Linked DNA regions of Homo sapiens: region 1 is linked to region 2. A link is a loop called in an ENCODE intact Hi-C map of the cell type or tissue named here. Cell type or tissue: breast epithelium. All regions are shown on one strand.

Region 1 (8,000 bases), 440 kb after region 2:
AAATAAAATAAAATGACCAATCTGCTTTAAAAAAAATCGTTATTTTATTTTTATTTATTTATTTATTTTGAGACGGAGTCTCGCTCTGTCGCCAGGCTGGAGTGCAGTGCAACCTCCAACTCTCTGCAACCTCCGACTCCCTGGTTCAAGCTATTCTCATGCCTCAGCCTCCCAAGTAGCTGGGATTACAGGCACACGCCACCATGCCCAGCTAATTTTTGTATTTTTAGTAGAGACGGGGTTTCACCATGTTGGCCAGGCTGGTCTCAATCTACTGACCTCGTGATGCGCCCGCCTTGGCCTCCCAAAGTGCTGGGATTACAGGCGTGAGCCACGGCACCCTGCCAGATAGGAAATATTTTAGGCTTTGCAGACCACAAAGACACTGCTACAGTCTTAGATAATATGCAAATGAGTGGGTGGGGCTGTTCCAAAACCTTTATGGACATTGAAATGTGAACTCTATGTCATTTTCTTTTTCTTTTTTTTTCTGAAACAGACTCTACTCTGTTGCCCAGGCTGGAGTGCAGTGGTGCAATCTTGGCTCACTGCAACCTCCACCTCCCGGATTCAAGCGATTCTTGTATCTCAGCCTCCTGAGTAGCTGGGATTATAGGTGCACACCACCATGCCCGGCTAATTTTTTGTATTTTTAATAGAGACGGGTTTCACCATGTTGGCCAAGCTGGTCTTGAATTCCTGGCTTCAAGTGATCCTACCACCTTGGCCTCCCAAAGTTCTGGGATTACAAGTGTGAGCCACCATGCCAGGCCTCCATGTCATTTTAATGTGTCACAAAATATGATTCTTCTTTTGATTTTTTACCCCAGTCATTTAAAAATTAGCTTGCTGACTGTACAGAAACTGCCATGCCCCAGATTTGGCCTATGGGCTATAGTTTGCTGAGTCCTATTCTAGGGCTACAACCCAGAGAAATTTTGTTTTTTTTTTTTCTGAGACAGCATCTTGCTCTGTCGCCCAGGCTGAAATACAGTGACACTGTCAAAGCTCACTGAAGCCTTAACTTTCTGGGTTTAAGTAAAGCTCCTACCTCAGCCTCCAAGGTAGCTGGGACTGCAGGCTCACAATGCTACACCTGGCTAATTTTTGTTTTGTTTTGTTTTGTTTCTTTAAAACAGAGTCTTGCTCTGTCACTCAGGCTGGAGTGCAGTGGCACAATCTCAGCTCACTGCAACCTCCACCTCCCCAGTTCAAGCGATTCTCCTGCCTCAGCCTCCCAAGTAGCTGGGATTACAGGTGTGTGCCACCATGCCCAGCTAATTTTTGTATTTTCAGTAGAGTTGGGGTTTCACCATGTTGGCCAGGCTGGTCTCGAACTGCTGGCCTCAGGTGATCCACCTGTCTCAGCCTCCCAATGTGCTAGAATTATAAGCATGAGCCACCACGCCCAGCCAATTTTTGTATTTTTAGTAGAGATTAGGTTTTGCTATGTTGCCCAGGCTGGCCTCCAACTCCTGAGGCCAAGCAGTCATCCCACCTTGGCCTCCCAAAGTGCTGGGATTACAAGTGTGAGCCACCATGCCTAGCCAACAAATTCTTTTTTTTTTGAGTCGGAGTCTCGCTCTGTCAGGCTCCCACCACCATGCCTGGCTAATTTTTTGCATTTTTAGTAGAGACAGGGTTTCATCACCTTGGCCAGGCTGATCTCGAACTCCTGACCTCAGGTGATCCGCCCTCCTCAGCCTCCCAGAGTGCTGGGATTACAGGGTTGAGCCACCATGCCCAGCCAACACATTCTTAAAATACAACAAGCAAAGCCAGTGATCTTGGGCAGAATGAGGGTTAGAGAGAGATAATCATGCATCCTTGCTTTCCAGAGACAGATAGTTGACCCCAAGTTGTCCCAGTAATTAATAGCCTCTCTGTCACTCTCAAAAATCCCAGATTGAATTTGCTCCCCGGCCCCAGTTAAACCATCATTCTATTTATATAAATTAAACACATACGTTCCCTAGAGTATCCCCAACCTCTAGAGCACTGGTCAGTAATTTTCTTTTTTCTGTAAAGGGCCAGACAGTCAGTATTTTCAGCTTTGTGCCATACAATCTCTGCTGTAACTACTCAATTCTGCCAATGTGGCGTGAAAGCAACCAGAGATGTACATAAAAAATGAGCGTGGGCCCAGTGCGGTGGCTCACATCTGTAATCCTAGCACTTTGGGAGGCCAAGGCAGGTGGATCATCTGAGGTCAGGAGTTTGAGACCAGCCTGGCCAACATGGAGAAACCCCGTCTCTACTAAAAATACAAAAATTAGCCAGGCGTGGTGGCGCACACCTGTAATCCCAGCTACTCAGGAGGCTGAGGAAGGAGAATCGCTTGAACCCAGCAGGCGGAGGTTGCAGTGAGCTGAGATCACACCACTGCACTCCAGCCTGGGCAACAGAGCAAGACTCCATCTCAAAAAAAAACAAACAAAAAAATGAGTGTGGCTGTGCACCAGTAAAACTTAGACATGGATACTGATACTTGAATTTCATATAATTTTCAGGTGTCACAAAACTGTATTCTTTTGATTTTTTTTTCAGCCATTTAAAGATGTAAAAACTGGCCGGGTGCATTGGCTCTCGCTTGTAATCCCAACACCTTGGAAGGCCGAGGCAGGCGGATCACTTGAGGTCAGGAGTTCAAGACCAGCCTGGCAAACATGGTGAAACTCCGTCTCTACTAAAAATACAAAAAAAAAATTAGCTGGGCGTGGTGGCAGGCACCTGTAGTCCCAGCTACTGGGGAGGCTGAGGCAGGAGAATCACTTGAACCCAGGAGGCGAAGGTTGCAGTAAGCTGAGATGGCACCATTGCACTCCAGCCTGGGCAACAGGGCAAGACTCCATCTCGAAAAAGAAATATATATATATATATATATATATATATATATATATATATATACCATTTTTGGCTTGCAGGTTGTATAAAAGCTGGCAATCGGCTGTGGTTTGTTGCTCCCTGATCTAGGGTAACACCTGGCAGGCACCATGGTAGGTGCTGAATAAATGTCTGGTTATTGCTAAGTACACCCACAGAACAACTGTGCATGCTTTATACAGACACATGCAGATTCAAAGACAGATGAACACCCTAGTGAGGGCCTAGGAGGGGGAGGGGAGAGGGACTAGGGGTTGGGAGTAACTGGAGAAAATAATGAAATAGGTCAGGCGCAGTGGCACATGCCTAGAATCCCAGCACTTTGGGAGGCCAAGGCAGGAGGATTGCTTGAGCCCAGGAGTTAGAGACCAGCCTGAGCAACATGGTGAAACTCTGTCTCTACAAAAAATACAAAAATTAGCCAGGCATGGTGGTGCGTGCCTGCGATCCCAGCTACTTGGGAGGCTGAGGTGGGAGAATCACCTGAACCCAGGAGGTGGAGTTTGCAGTGAGCCGAGATAGCGCCACTGCACTCCAACTTGGGTGACAGAGAAACTCTGTCTCAAAAACAAAAAGAAAATAATGAAATAAAATAAGCCAGGCTTTGCCCAGGCTGAGGAGGGTGGTGGGCCATGAACTGATGAGGGCAATAAACTCCACTCTGCTCCTAAGGCCCAGAAAGGAAAATGAAAGTGAGATCTCCAGGGACAGAAAACCTAAATTTTAAATTCTTTTTTCATTTTTTTTAAGGCAGGGTCTCGAACTGTCATCCAGGCTGGAGGTGGCACCATCATGGCTCACTGCAGCCTTGACCTCCTGGGCTCAAGCAATCCTCCTGCTTCAGCCTCCTGAGTTGCTTGGATCACAGGCAGATGCCACGACGCCCAGCTAATTTTTAAATTTTTTGTAGAGATGGAGGTCTTACTATGTTGCCCAGACTGGTCTAGAACTCCTGGGCTCAAGCGATCCTCCTGCCTTGGCCTCCCAAAGTACTGGTATTACAGGCGTGAGGCATCACACCCAGCCTAGATTTGAAATTCGGACACTGCTGTCACTATCTGGTGATCTTGGGTAAGTTGAACCTCTAGAAGGTTCTTTGTAAAATAGGACTAAATATGGTACCTACTTCATAGGCCCGTTAGGGATTAAAGGAATCTATACAGATAATGTGTTCAGAACAGTGTCTGGCATTTAGTAACTGGTGTTACAATGTTGTGGTTGTTTTCTATAAAGAACAGAGAGCAAATTGTCCCCCAGGTTCCAAATAAGGAGATGGATTAGAGGTGATTAGGAGCGTGGGCTCTAGAACCAAGGACCTCAGCTTTGCCACAGACTGGCTATGTGACTCTGGCCAAGTTACTTGGCCTTTCTGTGCCTCAGTTTCCTCAGAGAAGGTCAATAGTAGTAGTACTTGGTAAATAGAGTTGAGGTAAGAATTAAATTTGCCAACTCTGAGCCTGGTATATAAATGCTCAAATAAATTATTATGTTATCACTTTGGTCGCACAATTTCTGCCCAAGGGGAAATAATAAAAGGAGTCAAAACAACAATCTCCTGTGAAATATTCCAACAGGTCCAAGGAGTTGGGCTATGGATTTTGGACAAAGAGAAGAGAGCCTCTAATGTGAAAGGAAGACCCCAGTGTGCCAGGCACGGTGGCTCACGCCTGTAATCTCAACATTCTGGGAGGCTGATGCAGATGCATTACCTGAGGCCAGGAGTTTGAGACCTGCCTGGCCAACATGGTGAAACCCTGACTCTACTACAAACACAAAAATTAGCCAGGCGTGGTGGTGGGCAGCTGCAGTGCAGCTACTCAGGAGGCTGAGGCAGGAGAATCACTTGAACCCGGGAGGCAGAGGTTGCAGTGAGCCAAGATTGTGCCACTGCACTCCAGCCTGGGTGACAGAGCAAGACTACATCTCAAAAAAAAAAAAAAGAATGAATAAATAAATACAATAATAATAAAAATATTGAAGGTAAAATTGGGGAAATTTCACAGAAAGTAGAATTTTTAAAATTGTAACAACAAAAGAAAAAAGATTTTCAAAAATGATGCATCATTGTAGGAAAGTCAATAGCTAACAGGAATTTCAGAAAGAGAGAACCAAGGAATCATTGGGGAAAAAGCTGTCAAAGAAATAATACAACAAACTTTCCCAGAATTGAAGGACAAAAATCTCTATAACAAAAAGATCACCATATGCCCAGAACAATGAATGAAAAAAGATACTCAGGAAGACCAAGTCATCATCTTGAATTTCATTCTTTTTTTTTTTTTTTTTTGAGACAGAGTTTCACTCTTGTTGTTGCCCAGGCTGGAGTGCAATGGTGCAATCTCAGCTCACTGCAACCTCCACCTCCTGGGTTCATGCAATTCTCCTGCCTCAGCCTCCCAAGTAGCTGGGATTACAGGTATGTGCCACCACACCTGGCTAATTTTGTATTTTTAGTAAAGATGGGGTTTCACCATGTTGGTCAGGCTGGTCTCGAACTCCTGACCTCAGGTGATCCACCCACCTTAGCCTCCCAAAGTGCTGGTATTACAGGTGTGAGCCATCATGCCCAGCCCTTTTTTTTTTCTTTTTAAGACTAGTCAAGTGCAGTAGTGAGAAAAGGGGAAAGAATTGAACTGATCAACTGAGATAACTGACTACCTTCAGATCAGCCCATCTTGAATTTCAGAAAATGGATGATACGGTAAGATCATGAAAGAGTCCAGAGAGAAAATGAAGATTACGTGAATGACCAAGAATGCAATGGATTTCTTAACAGCAATAAGAGAAGCTAGGCGCCAGCAGAAAAATATCTTCTAAGTGTTGAGTATGAATGACCTTCAACCTAAAATTCTGTACGCAACCGGACTACCAATGACATGTAAATGGAATAAGACCATTTTCAGACATGTAAGGAAGTCTCCAGGATGACAACTGATACAATTTCCAGCAAGCAATCCAGGAAAGGAGGCATGAAGACTCCAAGAAATAAAAAAATAAAAATTACAAACTATCTGGCTGGGCACAGTGGCTCTCACCTGTAATCTCAGCACCTTGGGAGGCCAAGGTGAGTGGATCACTTGAGGTTAGGAGTTCAAGACCAGCCTGACCAACAGGGTGAAACCCCGTCTCTACTAAAAAAATACAAAATTAGTCAGGTGTGGTGGTGCACACCTGTAATCCCAGCTACTTGGGAGGCTGAGGCAGGAGAATCACTTGAACCTGGGAAGCGGAGGTTGCAATGAGCCAAGATCACGCCACTGCACTCCAGCTTGGGCAACAGAGCAAGACTCTGTCCCCCCCCAAAAAAATCACAAACTAGCTGACAGATTTGACTATGAAGAAAACCTTATTCAAGACATTTACACAACTTTTGGAGGGCATAAAATGATTATTTAGATGTTCAAAGAGAACAAAGCAAATGAAAAAGCAAGGCAATTATTAACTCCAGGAAAAAGTAAAGTTGCACAAGAAAAGATAAAACTTGTCTCAGTCATGAACACAATTTATGTAGTCATAATAGTGAAAACATTGAATATGTATTTAACCAAAAATGGTGATATTAGGTATCAGTATATTAAGAGGATGGAGGAAATGATAATGAAGTGTGAGCTAAAAAACCCTCATTAGACATAATAGGAAATCAGTAGATACTTTCTAAATTGAATAAATGAAAATTTTGCAGGATAAGGCCAGGCATGGTGTCTCATGCCTGTAACCCCAACACTTTGGGAGGCCAAGGTTGAGCCCAGGAGTTTGAGACCAGCCTGAGAAACATGGCAAAACCCCATCTCTAGCAAAAATACAAAAATTAGCCAGGCATGGTAGCACATGTCTGTATTCCCAGCTACTGGGGAGGCTGAGGTGGGAGGATGGCTTGAGCCCGGGAGGCAGAGGTTGCAGTGAGCTGAGATCGAGACACTGCACTCTAGCCTGGGTGACAGAGCAAGACCCTGTCTCAAAAAAATTTTTTTTAATTGCAGGATAGATTTATTATTTTAAAAGATGTAGGTATATCCATAAGAAACAACTAAAAGAATGGTTACTTCTGATAAGGGATATGGAAGGGGCTGGGGAGAACAAGAGACTGCAGTTTTTTTGTTATTTGTATTTATGTACTAACTGGCTTTTTACAAAAAATGGTTTTAAAAACCCAAGATCTAGAACAAATAAGGGAGGCATACCTTAATTTTGGCAGCTAAGATGCTTAAATTAAAAGGAAAGTAAGCCAGGCGCAGTGGCTCACGCCTGCAATCCCAGCACTTTGGGAGGTCGAGGAGGTTGGATCATGAGGTCAGGAGATCGAGACCATCCTGGCTAACATGGTGAAACCCCGTCTCTACTAAAAATACAAAAAAATTAGCCAGGCGTGGTGGTGGGTGCCTGTAGTCCCAGCTACTCAGGAGGCTGAAGCAGGAGAATGGCGTGAACCTGGGAGGCGGAGCTTGCAGTGAACCGAGATTGTGCCACTGCACTCCAGCCTGGGCGACAGAGTGAGACTCCGTCTCAAAAAAAAAAAAAAAAAGAAAGTAAATCGTGATAAAATAAAAATATCTTACCTTAGTATTAGTTTACCTTTCAAAAGTACTTGTGGGCCGGGTGCTGTGGCTCATGCTTATAATCCCAGCACTTTGGGAGGCTGAGGTGGTCAGATCGCTTGAGCTCATGAGTTCAGCACCAGGCTGGGAAACATGGTGAAACCCCATCTCTACTGAAAATACAAAAAAAAAAAGAGCTGGGTGTGGTGGTGTGTGCCTGCAGTTCCAGCTACTAGGGAGGCTGAAGTAAGAGGATGGCTTGAGTCCATGAGGCAGAGGTGATAGTGAGCCAAGATTGGGCCACTGCACTCCAGCCTGACCAACAGAGCCAGACCTTGTCTCAAAGAACAAACAAGGCCGGCGCAGTGGCTCATGCCTGTAATCCCAGCACTTTGGGAGGCTGAGGTGGGTGGGTCACCTGAGGTCAGGAGTTCGAAACCAGCCTGACCAACATGGTGAAACCCCGTCTCTACTAAAAATACAAAAATTAGCTGGGTGTGGTGGCACATGCCTATAATCCCAGCTACTTGGGAAGCTGAGGCAGGATAATTGCTTGAACCTGGGAGGCCGAGGTTGCAGTGA
Region 2 (8,000 bases):
TAAATGTATTTCACGCATACTGCCTGAACACTAACAAGGCCTTACCATAATTACTCTGTTTGTTTTGGGGAAATGGTAGGTATTTGTTTAAAAGGATTTTGTGGTGAACCAAGAATATACATGTGTAGTTAGTTCTCGCTATTCACTTGTGAATGATGCATTGTAGAAGTTTTATCTTATACCAATTTTTCTTTAATTTTCTGCAGCTCTACTTCCCTTCCAACCAGTTTGGTATCAGGGATGCAAACTAATTTTAATGTTAGCCTAACAAAAATACAATCAGAAAGTTATGGCCAGGCACGGTGGCTCATGCCTGTTTACAGTCCCAGCACTTAGGGAGGCTGAGGCAGGTGTGGAGTTCGAGACCAGCTTGGCCAACATGGTGAAACCCCGCCTCTACTAAAAATACAAAAATTAGCCGGGTGTGGTGGCAGGCACCTGTAGTCCCAGCTACTCAGGAGGCTGAGGCAGGAGAATCTCTTGAACCCGGGAGGTGGAGGTTGCAGTGAGCTGAGATCGTGCTGCTGCACTCCAGCCTGGGCGACAGAACAAGACTCTGTCTCAAAAAAAAAATAAGTTATACTGCATACTGCATACTTAGATGAAACATAAACATTTAAAAACTATCTCCGGGCTGGGTGTGGTGGCTCATGCCAGTAATACCAGCACTTTGGGAGGCCGAGACGGGCAAATCACGAGGTCAGGAGTTCAAGACCAGCCTGGCCAATGTGGTGAAACTCCATCTCTACTAAAAATACAAAAATTAGCTGGGCATGGTGGCGGACGCCTGTAATCCCAGTTACTCAGGAGGCTGAGGCAGGAGAATCGTTTGAACCTGGGAGGCGGAGTTTACAGTGATCTGAGATCACGCCATTGTACTCCAGCCTGGGCAACAGGGCAAGACTCCGTCTCAAAAAAAAAATCTGCTTTTTAGATTCATTTACTCTAAGTTTGTTCATGCCTGTTATCTATATATTTATATCTATGTTTGTATCAATTGTTGGTTCCCAGTTTAGCACATAGAGGCAGTATGATTCACTGGAAAAATCATCTATCCATTTACTAATTATTAAATATCCATTTCCTTCATGTGCCAACATTTGTGCTAAACATAAAAATACAAAAATAAGATTTAATATTTGTAGTTTAGTGGGGTTCCATGATATATAAACAGATGTGGTGTGGGTGATAAAATATTATAGGTGCTATAATAGGTATCTGAGTGGAGGCCTGGGGGGAGAGCGATCAGTTTTGTGGTAGGGGAGGAGAACTAGTGGCGAAGAGGTTAAAAAGGTGCCTCCATTCATGGAGGAGGTCCCCTTTATCCGAGCCCTGCAAGAGGATTAGTTGTTTTTAAGGTCTGAAGCGGATTGGTGACTTTTGTCCATGCAGAGGATGTGATGGGGCATAGCCACTAAGGCGAGAGATCGAGGAGACAGCTTGGAAAGGTGGGCAAAGGTGGGATCAGGGAAGACCTGGCATGTGTTACCTCAAGAGTGTGGATTTTGTTATGTGGACAGTGGGGAAACCACGGAAAAGTTGTATGTGGAATAATAAGTTTCATGCTAGCGTTTTAGAAAGCTCTCTCAAAGGTAGGGCGGGCATTTAGGAGAGGGGAATGATGGATGAACCAGGGCAGTTATTACGGGGATGGAGAGGATGGATTAGAGAGTGAGGAAGCAGAATCTCCTGGGAATTGGTGGCTGAATGGATGCAAGAGTGAAGAAGAGGGAAGAGTCTGGGCTCACTGTCCAAATTTTTGGCTTAGGGAGCTGGTGTGGAGGATAGCAGATGAAAGAGTAGACCAGGAGTGAGAGACGCTGTGAAGAGAGAAGGCCCAGAGGGAGGTGCGGGGGACCCTGTCACGTGGTTAGTGGTTGGCCAGAGGCGGATGCCCCACAGTCAGGCAGTGGCGCTGGCTTCTGCCTTTCAAAGTCGCTTCTACAGGGTGACCGTTAAGCTTGTTCTTTGACACCGACATTGTTAAGTGGTTTCACTGAAATTTGAGACTCTCTGAAGAAAGGGAAGATGGCATTTATGAAGCAAGTGTTATTTTATCTGGAAATGATTTCTCAGGGGTAAGCCTGTCACTCTGCCTCTGGTAAAGTCTGCTTCTCCCTCCAAGAAGAGAAGGTCCCACTGATTTGGGTCATGGTCAGAGTGGGCCGCTACTCCCACCTTCCACTGAAAACTCAGCTTCCAGAAAGCTCCTCTTCACTCCTTTGTCATCTGTTTCCTCATCTGCTCTTCCCTGAGTTTGTCCTTCTCTGTTATATCTGCATGTGTTTCCACTGATCTGCTTGTGACAGTCAACCTGTTTGCTGATCTGGCCTCGGCAATTTTCAGGGCTTCCCTGCACACCTGTGACATGACGGTTAGTTCCCTGACCTTGCATGCACCTCGGTTTTCTGGTAGCAGATGGTCTTTGTGGTACCTTTACTCTTACAAATCAGTGGAGTCAGAAGTTTACAAAATGTGGGCCGGGCGCGGTGGCTCACGCCTGTAATCCCAGCCCTTTGGGAGGCCGAGGTGGGCGGATCATGAGGTCAGGAGATCGAGACCATCCTGGCTAACATGGTGAAACCCCGTCTCTACTAAAAATACAAAAAAAAAAAAAAAAAAAAATTAGCCGGGCATGGTGGTGGGCACCTGCAGTCCCAGCTACTTGGGAGGCTGAGGCAGGAGGATGGCGTGAACCTGGGAGGCGGAGCTTGTAGTGAGCCGAGATCGCACCACTGCACTCCAGCCTGGGTGACAGAGCGAGACTCCGTCTCAAAAAAAAAAAAAAAAGAGAAGTTTACAAAATGTGTGGAGCTGAGGCAGAAAGCCTAAAGGGCAGACTCCAAAAGGGCAGACTCCAAAATGATCAGGACATTAACTGACTTGCTGGGAGATCCCAGAGCACACGCAGAGTCATTGAACTCCATGATACTCATTCCAGGTCACCTTGAAGAGGCAGGGAGAAGGGCATTTTCGCTTCTTGAAGCTTCTGCTCCTCTGCCGGTTCAGCCTGATCTTAGAGCTCTCTTGGCATTGCAGCTGCAGTCAGGTTTTCCTTTTAAATGACTGCAGCCTTCAGATGCCCACACAGTGCAGTCCAGATCTCATGCCTGGGGCTGAAGGTGGACCTGGTTTGGCGGTAAATTATGATCCACAGCTTTGAAAGCATATAGGCTGTATGCTTTTTTTTCTTTTTTTTTTAAAGACAGAGCCTCACACTGTCACCCAGGCTGGAATACAGTGGCGCGATCTTGGCTCACTGCAACCTCCATCTCCTGGGGCTCAAGTGATCTTCCCATCTCAGCCTCCTGAGTAGCTGGGATTACTGATGCGTACCACCATACACCCAGCTAATTTTTGTAGTTTTAGTAGAGATGGGGTTTTGCCATGTTTCCCAGGCTGGCTGTACACCTTTTAAAAATAAAGCCTATCTGAAAGCAAGTTGCTTCTCTAGAGGCATCTTCCTCAGTCTGCTTTTGTCCAGCCTTCCCGTGGAAAGCAGCCTTCTTCTTGATCTGGGGCTGCAGTAAATCACATGCTGGCCATCGCGGGAACACATCCCATCCCTTCCCAAAACCACCTGCAGGACTGACCCTACCCCCCAATAACACACCAACCTGCTGTGTTTTTTACTGACCATTCCTGTCCGGGATAGTCACTGTAGCAGTCTACTTTGGTGGGCTTTTACCTCTCCTATCTGCTTTTTTTTTAATTTACAAATTTTAAATTAAAAAAATTTAAATGAAAGGTTTGGACATTGAGTATTGTTACCCACTCACTTCTGGTGACTCTTCAGACACTCACTCGAAGAGCCTTCCTTCTTCCCTACATACAGAGTCGGGGGGAGAGATGGGGAAAATGACGGAGGAAAACATGCTAAAAATGATTTTCAATGTAAAATAAGGGAGGGAAAAACGAATGTTTGAGGAAACCCAAAAAAAGCACCTCTCATTACAGTAATTAAACCGCAGCGTTTAACCTATCAGAATGTGCTGCATATGTGAGAGACAAGCCAGGGAGCTCTGTGTTTGAAATTAGAGCTCTAATCCTCAGGGAAGAGAATAGTTAAATAATTTGTTTTTGAGGTGTGAGAGCAGAGCCGGCAAGGTGTGAGTGTGTGTGTGTGTGTGTGTGTGTGCATGCACCCGTGAGGGTGAGGGGCCGCAGTGCCTGTGTTTACCAAGAATATCCTGGAGGTAGATATTTATCAGCACCTGTGTGCTGTCAAGAAGCACACAAGCTGCTGTTGCCCGTTCATTAGGTTTTCAGAAGAGTCCGGGCCTCACCTGTGGCCGGGCGTTGCATCATAACAGCAGAACTTGCTTCATTCTGGCCCTCTGGGACACACAGGAATAGATTTGAGAGACAGGATGAGACATACAGAGAAAGACACAAGCATTAGGGGAGGAAGAAAGCCGAATGATCCTGGAGCATGTCCTTGGCGCAGGCACTGCTGGACAAAGCAGTCCATCTCGGTGGGCTGGCACTGCGGAGCCAGCGTGGACATTCCACCGAGCACGAGGCGAAAGGGGCAGCCCAGAGGCCTGCCACTGAAACCGCCTTCTGCAGGCACCGTCTGCCAGTGCTCAGCGCTGTTAGCAGGGCTCCTCCTCTGCTGGGATGAGGGGTTGGGATGACAGGGGTTCACAGTGTCCTGCCTGCCCCTTCAGCAGCATAACCTTTGTCTTTCTGGACTCCTGGCTGGAGCTGGTGATACTGTGAACATGCTGCCTCTCTGGAAGCTGCTCCATGTCTCCCTATATCCCCAGAGCATGGCAGCTGTGATCAGAATTCCACAGGGTGGGGCTGATGAGGATCCATGCACATCCGTCCCTGTACCCCTCATTAGGGACTTGGGTTGGGGGGTGCCTATCTGCACGTGTTCTTTTTCCTCTCACGCACTTTGTCGGTCTCTGTGCAGGGTTTCTATTATACTAATAAGGAGCACTGGGGACGCTGGCGACAGTGTGATAATCGTCCCCTTGGAGGGCCAGAGGCAGTCGGTGTGCGCTGACCTCATCCTGGGGGAGTGCTGATGAAACTCTGGCTTGGCCTTACTGCCTGAGCACTGCGCCTGATGTGGAGGGTTAGGGGGCAGGGTTGCCGGGCTGTTTCTTCTACGGCTTCATTGTTACCAGCCATGCTTGTCTTTGGGGCATTTCATCAAAACTTCTTTAGTTTTGCTTAAGAACTTTAAAGAGCTGATGAGCCTAATGGAAACTTTTCAGTAATAACTCAGTACAGGAACACACTTCACAAATACCAGCTAATTAATCCTCAGAGCACCCTGGGGACAGGGGAGAGTATGGTAATGGCACTGGTGATTTTTATCCCCATTTTATAGACTGAGAGACTGAGGCACCTGGAAGAATCTGTGACTTGGGCCAGAGGGAGGGCACAAATCTGGAAGCTGAGGTTAGAGTGCTTTGCCTTTTGGCCTCTCTTGGGACTGTTGAGTCTTACCTTAAAGTCATTTGAGTAAGTCATTAAGTAAAGCCAGTCACCTTAGATTTTGCCTCTTCTCTCATCTTTCTTTTTTTTTTCCCTGCTTGATACTAGGTCTTGGATGTAACTGGTATCCATCAATACAGATCTCTAGCATCAATTTTAGTAACTGCCTTGTGTTCTGCTGAAAATATATGCCATAATTTATTGTAACCCAGTCCCCTTGATTATCTTCATTTTACACAATTATAGCAACTCTTCTTTAAGTATCCTTGGGAAATAGGTATTACTTTTGTGATTACCTTTGTGGGGTAAAAACCTCAGAGTTAGGCTGGGTGCAATGGCTCACGCCTGTAATCCCAGCACTTTGGGAGGCCGAGGTGGGCGGATCACTTGAGGTCAGGAGTTTGAGACCAGCCTGGCCAACATGGTGAAACCTCGTCTCTACTAAAAATACAAAAAATAGCCAGCTGTGGTGGCGGGCGCCTGTAATCCCAGCTGCTCGGGAGGCTGAGGCAGAAGAATTGCTTGAACCCTGGAGGTGGAGTTTGCAGTGACCTGAGATCGTGCCACTGCACTTCAGGCTGGGCAACAGAGTGAGACTCTGTCTCAAAAACAAAAAGCAAAAAACCTCAGAGCTGCTAATCCTAGGTTAAAGAAAATGGACTTGTTTTCATTTTAATGTACATTGCTAACCTGTGCTTTAAAAAGGTGATTTCAGCTTACAGCCTCAACACCAGTTGGCCAGTGCCCCGAGCACAAGTCTCAAACTTCCACATTGTCAAGTTCACAGTTTCTTCCTTTGTCTAAGCATGGAAAACCCTTCCCCCACTGCAAGGGCATAGAACTATTTGCCTACCTTTTTTTTTTTTTTTAATGATTTTAGTTTTCTTTTATGGAATTTGTGTTGTTGCTAGTTGCGTAACAGGGAATATAACTTTATTTTTTCCTGTTGACCAACTGGATAGTCTCAGCACCATTTATAGAACGATTTATTTCTTTCCCCACTGATTTGACATGTCATCTTTTTCATCTGCTAAATTCTTAAATATACTGATGTGTGATCAGGGACATTCTATTCTCATTCATTGCTGTACTTGTCTGTTGTTGTGCTAATGCTGCAATGTTTTTATTATTATAGATTTGTTACACACTGTATTTGTTAGTATTCGTTGTACTCTTTTGTACAAAAATATAAAAATTTTGTATTTTTAATAGAGATGGGGTTTCTTCATGTTGGTCAGGCTGGTCTTGAACTCCTGACCTCAGGTGATCCGCCCACCTCGGCTTCCCAAAGTGCTGCGATTACACGTGTGAGCCACCGTGCCCGGCCTGCTTGTATATTTCTTAAGACATTTTAGAATCACTTTTATCATCTTCTTCTTGATCCCACCCCACCCCTACCCACTGCGAATCAAGAAAGAAGATCCCTTTGAAATTTTGATGATAATTACATTCAACATAGAAATTACTTTGGAAGCTGGACGCTGTGGCTCATGCCTGTAATCCCAGCACTTTGGGAGGCCGAGACAGGTAGATCATTTGAGGTTAGGAGTTCAAGACCAGCCTGACTAACATAGTGAAACCCCATCTCTCTACTAAAAATACAAAAATTAGCTGGGCATGGTGGTACACACCTGTAATCCCAGCTACTCAGGAGCCTGAGGCAGGAGAATCACTTGAGCCTGGGAGGCAGAGATTGTGGTGAGCTGAGATTGCACCACTGCACTCCAGTCTGGGCGACAGAATGAGACCCTGTCTCAAAAAAAAAAAAAAAAAAAAGAAAGAAAGAAATTACTTTGGAAAGAATTGGTGTCTTTGCAGTATGCACTCTTTCCATCCACGGATGTGGGGTATCTTTCAAGTAAAATATGTAATGCCCCTCACTGATGGTTTTGTACAGTTCTTGCATAGTTCCTGCACATTTCCTTTAATTCTGAGTACCTGTATTTTTAATTTATTCTTCTTGCTTTAGGATATTTATTTCCATTATATTTTCTAATTGATCTTTGCCAATAGTTAGGAAAGCTGTTGATTTCTGTGTTTTTAGAATTATTTTATTATTTTTAATAGTCCTAATTGTTTTTGTTGGTTCTCTTAGGTTTTCTCAGTAGCATATCACATGAAAATAACATTTTCCTTTTCCAATGTCGTATGACTTTATTATTATTATTTTGACTGGCCCTTCTAGAACAGCTTTAATTAAATATGAGTGCACAAGGAGGTACATTGGGAGGTACAATCACCCCCTTTTCTTTAAAGCATTAATTTAGAGATGAAGAGCATAGGAATATAAGAGACATAGCCATGATGATTCCTAGACTTTTCAAAGTCCTTGCTTTGCAGGACTTTTTCATCTATTTTATTTTTAGTTTTTCACCTATTTGGTCCAGTATTTATTCTTTGGCCAAAAATGGCTTGACATGCTGAAAACCACCTTATTTTAGAGAAGAAAATACACATTATTTCTATTTTGTCAAGCGGAAAAGCTGAAAGGCATTGGAAATAACTCCCAGTCCCTTGGCAAACAGATCAGTGAGTAGACCCCTGTGTGA

The links. Peaks named below come from ENCODE experiments on the same cell type or tissue, not always from the same donor. Only the 100,000 strongest peaks of a DNase experiment are listed, where the experiment ranks them.
Region 1: it touches region 2 in a loop (13-fold over the local background); 1 of 110 quality-filtered maps calls a loop at or near these places.

The regions. Positions count from the first base shown.
Region 1 is chr1:10,994,392-11,002,391 of GRCh38, forward strand. No RefSeq gene overlaps it. Among named protein-coding and RNA genes, the nearest start is that of TARDBP, 14 kb to the right of the region's middle. In breast epithelium, no CTCF peak of the experiment used is centred here; no DNase peak of the experiment used is centred here.
Region 2 is chr1:10,551,530-10,559,529 of GRCh38, forward strand. All of the region lies in intron 3 of PEX14 (peroxisomal biogenesis factor 14), which reads left to right. Among named protein-coding and RNA genes, the nearest start is that of PEX14, 81 kb to the left of the region's middle. RefSeq lists an enhancer at 4,427-5,088. In breast epithelium, no CTCF peak of the experiment used is centred here; a DNase peak (open chromatin) is centred at 4,282; H3K27ac peaks cover 1,283 bases.